Regions from separate parts of the Homo sapiens genome. Here region 2 is linked to region 1. Evidence: chromatin loops called from intact Hi-C (ENCODE). Cell type or tissue: Caco-2. All regions are shown on one strand. Links, peaks and the distances in the headings refer to the core of each region. The heading gives the core; the rest is flanking DNA.

The links. Hi-C counts contacts between places; a loop is a spot of excess contacts. Peaks named below come from ENCODE experiments on the same cell type or tissue, not always from the same donor. Only the 100,000 strongest peaks of a DNase experiment are listed, where the experiment ranks them.
Region 2: it touches region 1 in a loop (2.7-fold over the local background); 2 of 110 quality-filtered maps call a loop at or near these places.

What each region holds. Positions count from the first base shown.
Region 1 is chr16:25,272,037-25,280,374 of GRCh38, forward strand. No RefSeq gene overlaps it. Among named protein-coding and RNA genes, the nearest start is that of ZKSCAN2, 18 kb to the left of the region's middle. In Caco-2, for the core only: a CTCF peak has its summit at 4,792 (motif pointing right); a DNase peak (open chromatin) is centred at 4,805.
Region 2 is chr16:25,368,451-25,376,788 of GRCh38, forward strand. No RefSeq gene overlaps it. Among named protein-coding and RNA genes, the nearest start is that of LINC02191, 61 kb to the right of the region's middle. In Caco-2, for the core only: no CTCF peak of the experiment used is centred there; a DNase peak (open chromatin) is centred at 3,051.

The DNA of each region.
Region 1 (8,338 bases), core at 138-8,137:
CAAGCAATTATTCTGCCTCAGCCTCCCAAGTAGCTGGGATTACAGGTGTCCACGACCACACCTGCCTAATTTTTTTTGTATTTTTAGTAGAGACGGGGTTTCACCATGTTGGCCAGGCTGGTCTCGAACGCCTGACCTTAGGTGATCCACCTGCCTTAGCCTCCCAAAGTGATGGGATTACAGGTGTGAGCCACCACGCCCAGCCCCAAAGCTGTTCTTGTGATAGTGAGTGAGTTCTCATGAGATCTGATGGTTTAAAAGTGTAGGCCGGGTTCGGTGGCTCATGCTTGTAATCCCAGCACTTTGCGAGGCTGAGGCAGGCAGATCACTTGAGATCAGGAGTTCGAGTCCAGCCTGGCCAACATGGCAAAACCCTGTGTCTACTAAAAATACAAAAATTAATTGGGTGTGGTGGTGCACACCTATAATCCCAGCTACTTGGGAGGCTGAGGCACAAGAATCACTTGAACCTGGGAGGCGGAGATTACAGTGAGCCAAGATCACACCACTGCATGCCAACCTGGGTGACACAGCAAGACCCTGTCTCAAAAAAAAAAAAAAAGAAAAAGAAAAAGTGTGGCACTTCCCTCCTAGCTCTCTCTCTCTCCTGCCACCACGTATGATGTGCCTTGCTTCCCCTTCTCCTTCCACCATTATTGTAAGTTTCCTGAGGCTTCTCCAGCCATGTGGAACCATGAATCAGTTAAACCTCTTTTCTTTATAAATGATGTAGTCTCAGTTAGTTCCTTATAGCAGTGTGAAATGGACTAATACACTAGGTATATGTATATCTGTACTTATGTCTACATATATTGATATCACTATCAACATCTATATCTATATCGTCTTCTGTAAATGAAGTGGCAGTAAAGCCCTGAATTCCAGTCTCTCTAACATTCACATTGGTTCTCAGCCCTGGTTGCACATCAGTGTCACCTCTGAGAGCACTTACAAAATACAGATGCTTGGACACCATCCACAGAGATTCTAATCCAGTAGACTTGGGATGAAGCCCAATCATCAGAATTTTTAAAAAAATAAAATCTCCCAAGATGATATTAGCATGCCATTGAGAGCCACTAACTTAAATTTACTAAGCTTCATGTTCCCATGTAATCAGTACAAACACCCATCTCCCAGGATTACATAACACAATGTACATGAGGCTTTTTATCACAATGTGGGACCTAACCCTGTAAATGTTAGTTCCATTAATAATTAATATTCATTACTTTTTTCTTTTGAGATGGAGTCTCGCTCTGTCGCCCAGACTGGAGTGCAGTGGCACGATCTCGGCTCACTACAACCTCCACCTCCTGGGTTCAAGTGATTCTTCTGCCTCAGCCTCCTGAGTAGCTGGGATTACAGGCACCTGCCAACACGCCCGACTAATTTTTGTATTTTTAGTAGAGACGGGGTTTCACCATGTTGGCCAGGCTAGTCTCCAACTCCTGACCTCAGGTGATCCACCTGCCTCAGCTTCCCAAAGTGTTGGGATTACAGGTGTGAGCCACCGTGCCCGGCCTTTAAATTTTTTTATTGGAAAAAATTTTTTGCCCATGACACAGCCCTCAGGAAACCCTGAGAACATGTGCCCTAATTCATTTTTTTATATGAAGTAGAGGTGAAAATTCTTTTATATTTTTTCTATATGGATATCGAATGGTTCCAGCATCATTTTGTTAAAAAATTCTCTTTCTCCATTGCATTGACCTGGTACCTTTGTGAAAAATAAGTGGATTCAATATGTATGGGTCTATTCCTGTATTCTATTCTGTTCCATTGATCGGTTTGTCTATCCTTACGTTGAGTCCTTGTCTTTTAATTGGAGATTATTGATGCAGTTTGTTGACTCCTTCTGTATATCCTAATTTCTCTAATCAGGCCAAATCTTTCTCAGTAACAGCAAGGGATAAAGAAAGCAAAGAAGGCAGTGAGCTGAGTGCTGCTAAGCCAATTCAAAAAGCCGTCAGAGGAATGAGCCCTGCTTTGACTTGTGCAGGTGTTTCTTTCCACTGATCAATGGTTATCAGGTCAAAAAGCAAGGCAACACGATTAAATAATCAACATTTTCTACCTAAGTTATGACCATGCCAGTGAAAGGCAAAGTAGGGCTGCAGTAGCCAAGAATGTCCCGAGCTCCCAGCTGCAGCCCAATCCCTTGAATTTACACCCTAAGCCCATCACTCACTCTTAAACTCAGTCCACTGTTCAAAAGCCTCCAGAACAACCTCCCAGAACTTCCGCCGAGGTAGAACTGGTTGGCGCATATGCTGTTCTGACTGTAATTACTGTTTGCTCTGTTCACTTCATTTGTATGACTTTTCTAATATCATAATGATCATATCATTATCAAGAAGAGGAGACCCTTTGTAGTAATTTGCTATAACAAAGTCCTACAAACTGGGTGGCTTAAACAATATAAATGTATTTTTTCACAATTCGGGAGGCTAGAAGCCTGAGATCGAGGTATTGGCAGGGCTGATTCTGAGGTCTCCTTGACTTGTAGATGGCCGTCTCCTCCCTGGGTCTTTATCTGGGCTTTTCCTTGGACATGTCTGTGGTTAAAGTGATGAAAACTCATGGCTTGTTATCTTGGATTTGTTGCTTAAAATTTGTGTGATGTTGAGCAAGTCGTCTACACTCTTTGCACTTCAGTTGTACCAAAGTGGGTTGGAAGGTTCTTATTTATTTATTTATTTTTTAGATGGAGTCTCACTCTGTTGTCCAGGCGGGAGTGCAGTGGTGTGATCTTGGCTCACTGCAACTTCCGCCTTCCGGATTCAAGCCATTCTCCTGCCTCAGCCTCCTGAGTAGCTGGGACTACAGGTGTCTGCCACCATGCCTGGCTAATTTTTGTATTTTTAGTATCCACCTGCCTTGGCCTCCAAATGTATTGGGATTACAGGCATGAGCCATCATTTCCGGCCATATTTTATTTTTTTAAGAGGTAGGGTCTTGCTCTATCGCCCAGGCCAGAATACAGTGATGCAATCATAGCTCACTGCAGACTCAATGGTTAAGCAATCCTCCAGCCTCATCCTCTTGAGTAGCTGGGACTACAGCTGTGTGCTTCCATGCCCAGCCAATTAAATTTTTTTGTTGTTGTTGAGATGAGGGACTCACTATATTTCCCAGGCTGGTCTCAAGCTCCTGGCCTCAAGCGATCCTCCAACCTTGGCCTCCCAAAGTGTTGGGGTTACAGGTGTGAGCCACCGCACCCAGCTGAGTTGGAAGGTTCTGACTGTCATCCTGGTTTTACCATGCACTGGCTAATGAGACTAAATGCAAGTTCTACAAGTTTCCAAAGTCTCAGTTCTCTCATCTGCAAAAAGGGCTAACAATGCCCACACAGCTCACCTCACAGGCATTTGCAGAGCATCACATGAACAAGTTGGTGAATATTTTAGATCTTTAAACAGTTTTGCCTTTTCCAGGAGGTCATATAGTTGGAATCATACAGTATGCAGCCTTTTCAGATTTTCAGGCAAAACCATGGAGACAACAAAAAGGTTAGTGATTGCCAGGGTTTAGGGGTGGGTGGGTAGGGATGAATAGGCAGAACACAGAGGGTTTTAGGGCAGTGAAAATACTCTGTGTGATACTGTAATGGTGGATACATGGCATTATACATTTGTCCAGACCCACGGAATATGCAATGTCAAGTGTGAACCCTAATGTAAATTAGGGACTTTGGTGATAATGACGCATCAGTACTGGTAGGTGCCTCAGTTGCAACAACTGTACCACTCTGGTGGGGGATGTCGATCATGGGGGAGGCTGTGCATGTGTAGGGAAGGGGGTGAATGGGAATTCTCTCTGCCTTCCTCACAATGTTGCTATGACCCTAAAACTGTTTTTAAAAAAATCTTAAAAAAATAAAAAATAAGGCCGGGTGTGGTGGCTCATGCCTGTAATCCCAGCACTTTGGGAGGCTGAGGCAGGTGGATCACGAGGTCAGACGTTCGAGACCAGCCTGGCCAACATAGTGAAACTCTGTTTCTACTAAAAATAGAAAAAAATTAGCTGGTCATGGTGGTGGGCACCTGTAATCCCAGCTACTCAGGAGGCTGAGGCAGGAGAATTGCTTGAACCTGTGAGGTGGAGGTTGCAGTGAGCTGAGATTGTGCCACTGCACTCCAGCCCGGGCGACAGAGTGAGACTCCATCTCAAAAAAATAAAAATAAAAAAATATAGGCCTGGGCTGGTGGTTCATTACTGTAATCTCAGCACTTTGGGAGGCTGAGGCGGGAGGATCCCTTGAGCCCAGGAGTTCAAGACCAGCCTGGGCAATATAGTGAGACCCTGTCTACAAAAAATCAAAAAATTAGGCAGGCAGGGTGGTGTGCACCTGTAGTCCCAGCTACCTGGAAAGTTAAAGCAGGAGGATCGCTTGAGCCTGGGAGTTTGAGGCTGCAGTGAGCTATGATCACGCCACTGCACTCTGGCCTGAGTGAGATAGCAAGACCCGTAAGGCAAGGCAGGGCAGGGCAGGGCAGGGCAGGGCAGGGCAGGGCAGGGCAGGGCAAGGCAAGGCAAAAGACAAGACAAAAAAGAAAGAAGAAAGAAAAGAAAGAGATAATGTAATATTTGGATAGAAATGAATGACGAAGATTTGGGAGATATCCTTTCCTCTTATATTGTTTTTTAAGAGCTTCTGGAAATAGTCAAACTTATTGGCAAGGAAGACGGGGTGTCCTGATAACTGATTATCTGTTTTCTACCAGGACAGCGTTTGCTTCTTCAGGTGATAATGGTGGCTGTTAATCCAAAAGTGAACAGCAGAGGGCAGTTTGTGCCCAAAAATGACATCACTCTTGCTGTCTCCAGCAAGCTCTGTGAATATGGGGCCAGGGATTATAATAAAATTCATGTAGAGTCCACTAATACTGCAATCCACGGGTGCAGCTCAGGATTGCTATTTGTTTTTGACACACACACACACACACACACACACACACACACACGTATATATATATTTTTGAGACAGAGTCTCCCTCTGACACCCAGGCTAGAGTGCAACGGCGCGATCTCAGCTCACTGCAACCTCTGCTTCCCGGGTTCAGGCGATTCTACTGCCTCAGCCTCCTGAATAGCTGGGATTACAGATGCCCGCCACCATGCCTGGCTAATTTTTGTACTTTTAGTAGAGACGGGGTTTCACTATGTTGCCCAGGCTGGTCTCGAACTCCTGACCTCAGGTGATCCACCCACCTGGGCCTCCCAAAGTGCTGGTATCACAGGCGTGAGTCACTGTGCCCAGCCTGTTTTTGATCTGTATATGTTTTTTAAAATTATCAACCACACGCGTCGTTAAAATATTAAATCTACACAAGAATTTACAAAAGATTCCTTAGAGTCACCACACGACCCTACGCAATCAGGCCCCCCTTTTACTTCTCTGTCTTTGAATCCTATACACTTGTTGGCCCCAGCGCATCCTCAGAAACTGTTCTCGCTGTTCCCTTGCCCTGGAAGACTCCTCCCCAGATATCAATGAGGCTCATTCCCTTACCTGCTTCAGATCTTCACTTGATCATCTCCTTATAGAGGTTTTATCTGGTCTTCTCATTTACTATTACAGCCCCTCTCAACACTCTACACCCTCATTTGAAAAGTTCCTGGATCATAGGGTTATACATAGTGTTATTCTTTTTCTCCAGAGCACTCATCACTCTTGCTCAATCTGTTACACTTAGTAATTAAAAAAAAAAAAATTCTGTGGTTGGGCATGGTGGCTCATGCCTGTCATTCCAGCACTTTGGGAGGTGGAGGTGGGAGGATTATTTGAGCACAGGAGTTGGAGACCAGCCTGGGCAACATAGCAAGACCTCATCTCTACCACAAACAAATAAAAAATCAGCTGGGCACAGTGGAGTGGGCCTGCACTTCCAGCTACTCAGGAGGCTGAGCTGGGAAAATCACCTGAGCCTGGGAGGTGGGGGCTGCAGTGAGCTATGATTGTGCCATTGCACTCCAGCCTGGGTGACAATGCAAGACCCTATCTCAAAAAAACAAAATAACATTCTGTCTCTTACCTCTAGAATGTAAGCTTCATGAGGGCAGAAACTTTTTTTTATTTTTATTTTTTTCATTTTATTTCATCAGTGCCTAGACAATCCTAGCATGTAATAATAGGCTTAATAAATATTTGTCAAATGAAGCTACAACACAGCTCTGCTTATGAAAGATGCTGACCTTTATGAGAATGTGATAAAATGAATTGGCATCTTTTACTACCTCATGCATAATTCTGGGATTTGGCAATTAGGGGTGGGCTCAGGTGGTTGGCTTTTCTGTTCTAGACCAGGCTTAGCTGATCTTAACTGGGCATGCTCAAGCTTCTAAGGTCAGCTGAGGCACCTCAGTTTTCCTCCACGTGGCCTCTCATTCTATAGCAGGCTGGCTTGGGCTCATTCACATGGTGGCCTCAGGCTTCCAAGCACAGCAAGGGAGGCAATTCCAATGTACAAGCCCCCGTTTGCATTATATTTCCCATTCTCTCCTTGGCCTAAGCAAGGCCCATGACTAACCCAGATTCATGGAGGTAGGAGCTGCTAAGTAACATTGCAAACAGGAGTGCATACAAAGATGAGAAGAATTAGGGGGTATTTTTGCAACCCACCATCATAAGTATGATTCAGTTGCCCTTGGAAAAATAGAATAAAATCCCACCAAGAACATATTCAGTTGCCTGTTTCTTTGCTGTATTATGCACTGTGTATTATTACATTTAACAAAACTTCACTAATCAGATAGATGAAAAATAGTGTCTTATTTGCTCAGAGAACTTGAAAGACATCAGTGTAGCTGGTAAGAAGTAGAGCTTGACCTCAAAATGCAGGTTCTTGCTTATACACTGTTGTTGGGAATGTAAACTAGTTCAGCCACTGTAGAAAGTAGCTTGGAGATTTCTCAAAGAACTTAAAACAGAACTACCATTTGACTCAGCAATCCATTACTGGGTATGTATCCAAAAGAAAATAAATCATTCTACCAAAAAGGCACATGGACTGAAATGTTGATTGCAGCGCTATCCACAATAGCAAAGACATGGAATCAACCTAGGTGCCCATCAGTGGTGGATTGGATAAATAAGTTATGGTGTATATACACCATGGAATACTACACAGCCATAAAAAAATAACCCAATCATTTCGTTTGCGGCAACATGGATACTGCTGGAGGCCATTATCCTAAGCGAATTAATGCAGGAATAGAAAACCAAAGACTACATATTCTCACCTATAAGTGGAAGCTAAACGTTGGGTACTCATGGACATAAAGATGAGAACAACAGACACTGGGGGTACTATAGTGGGGAGGAAGAGATGAGGGGAGGGGTTGAAAAACTAGCTATTGAGTACTATGCTCACTACCTGGGTGATGGGATCAAGCATACCCCAACCCTCAGCATCATGCAATGTACTCATGTAACAAGGCTGCAAATGTAGCCCCTGAAACTAAAATAAAAGGTGAAATTATTTTAAAAATATTGCAAATTCTCACTTGGCTTGCCATGCTTTCTCACTGTAGGCAGGGCATCAAGACCTGTCCTTGACTCCAGGCTGCGTCCTGTGACTTGCTTCGGCCAATATGGTATTCACAGATGTGATGCAAGCAGAAGCTTGAAATAGGCTTGCGCGCTGGCGCTTGCTGTCTCTTGTCCCTCTGCCATCACCATGAGAACATGCCCAGACTAGTGTGCTGGAGCATGAGAGACACGAGGAGAGCTGAAGCAGCCCAGCCACCCTGCAGAGGCCAGTCCAGGTGCCTGGATAGCCAGCTGACACCTGGACACGAGAGCAAGCCAGCCAGGATCAGCAGAGCCACCTGGCTGACCATCAGCTGCCCCAAGATCTGTGCATTGATTGCTTTCATCTCACTGGTCTCCCCAGAGGACCTGTGAGTTTAGAGCAGAGAAATGGCATCCCACAACTCTTAGATGATGGAGGAGCCTAATTCAATCCCAGCATCCTCAGGCCCTGGGGACTCCCTGTTGTTGTGCTTGGACCTATGAATTTGGACACGCTCCTGGGACATCCTTTATAAAACTATTAACCCTTTCCTGATCTCCTGTAGTTTCCTTAGCTGGAGTGTTCTGATGGTGCAGAGGCTGTTGGGCTGGGTTAGAAAAATCTTAATAATTATCAACACTCTGGCCAGAGTCAGACCCCGACATCTGATGGAAAGGGTCACGAATGGCAGAAAAGGAAGCTGGCTGAATTTGCCCAGAGCCTGCCTGAGATGATGGATGAGCGGCCCGGCAGGCCAGGAAGGATGGAGATGTTTCTATTTCTTAAGGCAGGGCATTTTCTCCCAGGGCACAGGATGAGTG
Region 2 (8,338 bases), core at 33-8,032, 96 kb after region 1:
AGCCTGGCCTCTTCAGCTCCTGTGTGTGGTGGCCTGGTATTTAATCTGTGAGGTGGGAGCCTGTTGGCAGGACCTCTTCTTTTTTTCACTGGGAGATTTTTTTAAATAAATTCCACTCTTGACCGGGTGCAGTGGCTCACACCTATAATCCCAGCACTTCGGGAGGCCGAGGCGGGTGGATCACCTGAGGTCAGGAGTTTGAGATCAGCCTGCCCAACATGGTGAAACCTCGTCTCTACTAAAAAATACAAAAAAAAATTAGCTGGGCATGGTGGTGGGTACCTGTAATCCCAGCTACTTGGGAGGCTGAAGCAGGATAATCGCTTGAGCCCGGAAAGTGGAGGTTGCAGTGAGCCGAGATTGCGCCATTGCACTCCAACCTGGGCAACAAGAGCAAAACTCCATCTCCAAAAAAAAAAAATAATAATAATGAATAAAATAAAATAAAAATAACTTCCACTCTCCTCACCTTTCAATGTGTCTGCGTGCCTAATGTTTCCTGGTTGTGTGACAAGAACCCAGATTTTAGCTGAACTAAGGAGCAAAAGATACTGCATCAATAAGACTTCAATCTTTTTTTATGGCTGTGTAGTATTCCATAGTGTAAATGTACCACATTTTCTTTATCCAACCCATTGTTGGTAGGCACCTAGGTTGATTCCATGTCCTCGCTATTGTGAATAGTGCTGCAATGAACATACAAGTGCAGTTATCTTTTTGGTAGAATGATTTATTTTCCTTTGGGTATATACCTATAGTGTGACTGCTTGGTTGAGTGGTAATTCTATTTTTAGTTCTTTGAGAAATCTCCAGACTGGTTTCTACAGTGGTTGAACTAATTTACATTCCCACCAACAGTGTATGAGCGTTCCCTTTTCTCTGCAGTCTGGCTAGCATCTGTTATTCAAAATACTCTTTAGTGACTGCTACATCTTCCCTGCCTCATAATCACCACCCTGTTACTACACTTCTGGGGATTACTTACCAAATAACATCCCTGTAGCCAAGTCCTAGACACTGCTTTTGGGGAAACCAAAATTAAGATACTAGAAGACCTCTTGGGTGTCAAATGTTTGGAGCACTAAACATTGGTAAGTGGAAATCCAATTTATTTCTTTCTCACCTTATCTAGCTTCTCATCCAGAATTAAGGGAGTATGAATGTCAAGTTCTGATCAAGTTAAGAAAATAGGTATTAAAAGAGATTTTAATGGTACATTGAGTATAGCTTGAGGAATTAAAAAGTAGGAAAGGCATGATTTGGGGCAAAAGTATATGACAGAGGTCATCACTTTTATTTGAATTCTGTAGCAAGTGCTAGCAATAGTAGTGGTGGAACTTTGCCAACCACAGGAATTATTAAAAATTTTAAATCTTTGTCAGTTATATGAGGTTGAAAATAATGGTAGCATATTTGCTGTTTTCATTCATGTTTCTTTAATTATAGTTGGCAGAGAGCATTTTTTCCTTATATTTACTAATCACTTATTTTTTCTGTAACCTATTCTACAAATTACTTAACAAATCATTTTGATGGTAGATATTTAGATCAAGTCTCCTTTTTAACTATTTTAAGAACTGCTACAATATGCATGGGGAAAAAATCCAATCTTCCTCATAACTGGGGTACTGCAAATTGAAAGAACAATATCATTTTTGTATACCTTTTTGTCATAAACATTGAAATGTTTGGTAATACCCTATGTATACAGTTTTTGCAGGAAAATTGGCACTAAGATTGACAGTGTAAATTGGTACACTGTTTTGGAGGGCACTCGAGCAATTTCTATCAAAATTTAAAATATGCGCATCCATTATTTCAGCATTTCAAGAGAATTTGTCCTGCAAATATGCTTACATGAAGTTGCAAATATTACGCTTTATTTGGTGTGTGTGTGTGTGTGTGTGTGTGTACGTGCGCATGTGCATGTGTGCGTGCATGCATGCTAGTCTATGCATGAAGAGTAGATTAGCCAAGAAGGAGAATTAATCAAGGCTGCTGACTGACTCCTTCCTGAATTTAATCCTGAGGATGATGCAGAAGAGAGGTAGAGGCTCATGCATCCTAGAACCTAACTAAAATGATGGAAGTCGTTTGGAGAGGGAGCAAGTGGTTGATTGTCAGTGTGAAAGAGATAGAGAGGCCCAGGTGCCACAGATGGTAGATAGGCAGGGTGAGTTGAACCCTCTCTTTGCTACTTAAGCCTAATGTGAGTCTGAGGCACTTGGAGCAATAGCAAGGCAGGGCGGGAGTGCTGTGGAAGTGGTGAGCTTGTAGCTGAGTCCAAAGCTCATACTGCTTGCTGCGTGACAAGCAATCAGTTGAGAGACAAGGTGTTGGGGCAAGGGAGGCGGCTTTATTTCCGAGAGTCAGCAAGCTGAGAAGATGTTGGACTGGTGTCCTAAAAAAGCATCTTAAACTAACATGAATTTTGGGCTCCTTTTATGTGAGGGGAAGGGAAAAGAGGAGCGTGGTTGAGATCAAAAGATGACTGCTGACCACAGGTATCTGGGTGGCATTGGTCAGGTCACAATGCTCCTATAAAACATGTCTTTTTCTTTCTTTTTTTTTTTTTTAGACGGAGTTTTGCTCTTGTCACCCAGGCTGGAGTGCAATGTAGTGGCACAATCTCAGCTCACTACAACCTCCGCCTCCCAGGTTCAAGCGATTCTCCTGCTTCAACCTCCCAAGTAGCTGGGATTACAGGCGTCTGCCACCATGCCCAGCTAATTTTTGTACTTTTAGTAGAGACAGGGTTTCACCATGTTGGCCAGGCTGGTCTCAAACTCCTGACCTCAGGTGATCCACCCGGCTCAGGCTCCCAAAGTGCTGGGATTACAGGCGTGAGCTACTACGCCTGGCCAACTCCTATAAATCTTTAGTATAACATTGATACTTGTGTGTGCACCCTCCTTATCTCCTCGAGGGCTAGTTTTGGGAAGGGACTATGATCATCCTTGCTTTAAGGTTAAACTATAAACTAAATTCCTTCCATAGTTAGCTTGGCCTACATGCAGAGATAAGCACAAGCAGTTAACCTAAAAGATAACACCGTGGGGGTACGAGGTTAGGAGAAAAATGGAGTTAGTCATGCGAGGCCTCTTTTTCGCTGCTACAAGCTGATGCGGAGATCTGCAGGTTTGGCCCCTAGATAGTCCTGAAACCACCATTGTGAAACTATAACTGAGAAAATTATTACAGTGAAAGAGATCTGACCTAACCAATTCCATCTTGTTTCTAAACTCCAAGCTGTCCTTCTTCATTCCTGGGAACTTTGGGATAAATTTAGTTTATAGTTTAACTTTGAAACAAAGATGATAACAGCCCTTTCCCAAAATAAACCCCCTTCCTCCCTGAGGACTGGACTGCCTTTGCAGACTAACAAATTAGCCACAAAATTAGAAATTATGGTTTAGGAGTCATGCAGCTGGAGGGTGCAAGATTCTGACCCTGCTCAAGTTGCTCCTGGGGTGGCATCACTATTGTCAAATCTAAGATCAGTGCTTGAGATCTTTTGCAGGCCCTGCACTTGATGCATCATCTGGCACCACCTACATTGATAAACTGGCTCATCTGATCTTGTGGACCCCTCCCAGGAACTGACTCAGTACTAGAGGACAGCTTAGACTCCCTGTGACTTCATCTCCCACCCAACCAATCAGCACTCTTGGCTCACTGGCCCCTGCCCACCAAATTATCCTTAAAAACTCTGATTCCCAAATTCTTCGGGAGACTGATTTGATTAATAATGAAACTCTGGTCTCCCTCACAGGTGGCTCTGCGTAAATTACTCTTTCTCTGTTGCAATTCCTCTGTCTTGATAAATCTGTCTAGGCAGCGGGCAAAGTGAACCCTTTGGGCGGTTACAGTCCCAACAGAGGACGGTATCCCAAGGAGAACAGCACTGCCTGCAGCTTAGGAACTGGTCCATTTCCGGGGCTGGACACGGTGGCTCATGCCTGTAATCCCAGCACTTTGGGAGGCCAAGGAGGGTGAAACACCTGAGGCCAGGAGTTCAAGACCAGCCTGGCCAACATGGTGAAACCCTGTCTCTACTAAAAATACAAAAAATTAGCCGGGCGTGGTGGTGCACACCTGCAATCCCAGCTACTCAGGAGGCTGATGCAGAAGAATCGCTTGAACCTGGCAGGCGGATGTTGCAGTGAGCTGAGACCACGCCATTGCACTCTAACCCGGACAACACTGTGAGACTCTGTCTCAAAATAAATAAATAAATAAATAAATAAAAATAATAATTAAAAAATAAATAAAGAAAAAATAAAAATTCTAAGCTCCTCCACCTCCCATCCCCAACTGACTGAACAGACCCTCTCTGTGCCAAGGAGATTCCAGAGAAACCTGAAAAATGGAATTCCTGGCCATGACCCGAAGGGAGGTCAGATGTCTCCCCCTTTTGGAGTTTAGGCACAATTGACCCACATTAACGGTAAAATAGAGATCATAAGACTGACAAAACAGACTCTGTGTGGCAGTAAGACACCACATTCCAATCTGACTCTGGTATAGTGTCACATGACAGAGAGCAGGCCCTGAAGGAAATAAAAATATTTTACCCCAAATTATATTTTTTGATATATTTTGAAATGGCCCTGCAAAGCCATCTTTTGAGGGGGAAATATGCATCTCTAGAGCATCTCCTTTAATGCAGCCAGGCCTTTCATGGATCTGGGAGAGATTAACTAAGAGTATGACATCTTTTAAGGTCTGAAAAGAAACACCATCTATTCTCTCTGAAGGCTGCTTCCAATGAGGCTTCATCTACATAATAAGAACCTTGGTCTCCACAACCCACCTTAACTCAGGCTTCATTCTACAGACTTCAAGTCTTCAGAAAAAGCTTAACTCTTTCAACTAATTGCCAATCAGAAAATCTTTGAATCCACTTATGACCTGTGAGCTCTCCCAAACCCCCGCTTTGAGATGTCCTGTCTCTTTAGGCTGAACCAATGTGCACCTTCCATGTATCAATTTATAATTTCGCCTACAATTCCTGTCTTCCTAAAATGTATAAAACCAACTTGTAACTTAATCACCTTGTCTTACCAGTTGAAGGTGTCCAGGTTCTTGGTGTCTTGAACAAAGAACTGGACAAAATGCACAAACAAAGCAAGGAAAGAATGAAGAAACAAAAGCAGAGATTTATTGAAAATGAAAGTATACTCCACAGTGTAGGAGCTGGCCCAGGCATAGGGTCTCAAGAGCCCCATTACAGAATTTTCTGGGGTTTAAATATCCTGTAGAGGTTTCTATTGGTTACTTGGTGTATGCCCTCTGTAAATAAAGAGGATGAAGTAAAGTTACAAAGTCATTTACTCATTGTACGCCCTATGTAAATGAAGAAGATATTTTCTGTCATAGCTGAAGTGTTTCCATTTGATTTAGTTCTAGGAAATCAGCATGAATCTGCCTTATGTTCCCTGCCTCCAGATCCTATTCTCTCTCTCTTTGTTTCTTTTTTTTTTTTTGAGATGGAGTTTTGCACTTGTTGCCCAGGCTGGATTGCAATGGTGTGACCTTGGCTCACTGCAACCTTCACCTCCTGGGTTCAAGTGATTCTCCTGCCTCAACCTCCTGAGTAGCTGGGATTACAGGCATGTGCCATCACACCTGGCTAATTTTTTTTTGTATTTTTAGTAGAGACGAGGTTTCACCATGTTGGTCAGGCTGGTCACCAACTCCTAACCTCAGGTGATCTGTCTCAGACCCTATTCTCTTGCCTCAGGACACATTTTCCCAGGACCTCTTGAGACTGTTCTCAGGGCCACAGTCACTCACATAGGCTTGGAATAAGTGCCTAATTTACAGAGTCTGATTTCTTTCATCAACAGTACTGAAGCACATTCTGGTGAGAGAGACAATAAGCAAGTAAACAAAATAACAACACAACAACAACAAACAAAAACTTACATACTAATAAATACAATGAAGATAATAGCATGTGGTAGAGAGCAATGTGTGGGTGGAACAGGGATGCTTTATGTAGGGCAGGGGTGTCAGCATGAGGCTTTCTGAGGAGATGATGGTTGAATCAAGATCTGAATGATAAGTAGGAGTCAGCTCTGTGAAGATCTGGTGGGAATAAGGCAGGAGAATAGGGTCTGGAGACAGGGAACTTAAGGCCAATTTGTGCTAACTTTCTAAAACAGAAAACACCAACGTCTGGGGGCAGGAAATCAAAGGCCAATTAATAACAACTTCCTAAAGCTACATCAAAAGGGGAAACTCCATTTCCCCACCCCGAATAACAAAGGATCAAAGGCTACTTTCCCTACAGCTCTCCGCCTTCTGCCAGGTCTCAGATGGAAAGGGAGAATGTCTTGGATTGGCCTTGGGCCAAGCAGGGACCATCCCTTCATCTATAGGGCACCAATTCACCTCAGCTTTTAATTAGCCACAGACCAAATCCTTCATCCAGATAAGGGGTAGCTGATAAGAAACTACAATGGAATACTTAAAGACCAGAACACTTTGTAACCCGGCCCTTGAGCTGCTTGCTTGGGCCCACTCCCACCCTGTGGGGTGCTTTCTCAGTTTAATAAATTCCTGCTTTCGCTGCTTCCTTCCTGCATTTTATTCCTCTGCTACTTTTGTAGGATTTTGTTCAATATTTTGTTCAAAACGCCAAGGACTTGGACAACTCATAGTCAAGACCCTCCACCGGTAACAGGAACACATTCCAGGTAGAAGGAGAAGCATCTGCAAATGCTCTGAGGCAAGAATGACACATTCTTCTACCTTCTCTTCTGTTTTTTCCTCATTTCTAGTAAATTATTTTTTAATTTTTAAAATTTTTATTATTATTATTTTGTGAGATAGCGTCTTGCTCTGTCACCCAGACTAGAGTGCAATGGCATAATCTCGGCTCACTGAAACTTCCACCTCCTGGGTTCAAGTGATTCTACTGCCTCAGCCTCCCAAGTACCTGGGATTACAGGTGCACACCACCACACCCGGCTAATTTTTGTATTTATAGTAGAGATGGGGTTTCACCAAGTTGGTCAGGCGGGTCTCGAACTCCTGACCTCAGGGTGACCCGCCCACCTCAACCTTCCAAAGTGTTGGGATTACAGGCATGAGCCACTGGATCCAACCTTTAGTAAATTATTGAATAAATGTCTACACTGTAGCAACAATGTCCTCACAATCTTAATCCCCTGTGACCCAGTTTCTGCTCCTACAGCTTGGCTGAAACTGTTCTCCTGATGGCCACCAATGTTGTTAGCAGTGGCCAATCTGCATGGGTCGGCAGCAACCTCAGTTCTTGCCTCCTCAGAAGAAAGAATTTAACTGAAGGGCATAAAGCAGAAGGAGAGATGGAGGCAAGTTTTAGAGCAGGAGTGAAAATTTATTTGTCAATTTTTATTTTTTATGTTTTTTTATTTTTTTGACGAAGTTTTGCTCTTATTGCCCAGGCTGGAGTGCAATGGTGCAATCTTGGCTCAATGCAACCTCCACCTCCTGGGTTCAAGCAGTTCTCCTGCCTCAGCCTCCCAAGTAGCTGGAATTACAAGTGCCCACCACCACTCCCAGATAATTTTTGTATTTTTAGTAGAGATTGGGTTTCACCATGTTGACCAATCTAGTCTCGAACTCCTGACTTCAGGTGATCCACCTGCCTTGGCCTCCCAAAGTGTTGGGATAACGGGTGTGAGCCACCGCACCTGGCCTGAAAATGAATTACAAAGCTTTAGAGCAGGAATGAAAGGAGGTAAAGTACACTTGGAAGAGGGCCAAGCAGGTGACTTGAGAGAGTCAAGGGTGCACTTTGACTTTTGACTTGGGGTTTTATACATTGGCATTTGTCTGAGTTGCTACTTCTCCAGTGATTCTTCCCTCATGGTGGGCTCTCTGCATACATGGTGGCCTACCAGTGTTTGGGAGGGGACCACCGTGTGCAGCGTGTTAACTGGAGTTGTACACATGCTCACTTGAGGCATTATTCTCTTACCAGCCTGTTGTCCCTAGGAGGTCATATACTAGTTAAACTCTGCCATTTTGCCTCTTAGTGTGCATGCTTGAGCACACTCACCCAACTCCTGAGATCTTATCAGGAAGCTGCTGATCACCAATTTCAGTTTTTTTTTCTAGCTATAGGGAGACTGTCTTTCCCTGGCACTGGCTGCAACCAATTATTATTGACCATCACCTGATGGTTGCCTGACATTCCTTGTTCGGGGGGTGGTGGGACAGGGGGAGCCCTCTCCTGCCCTGCTCATGCCTGATGAGCTACCTATTGTAATAATGTCTTTCTAGGTGTGACAGTGACCTGAGAATAAGGAAAAAGAAACAGAATGTTAGACCCTGAGTCCTTTTGTCC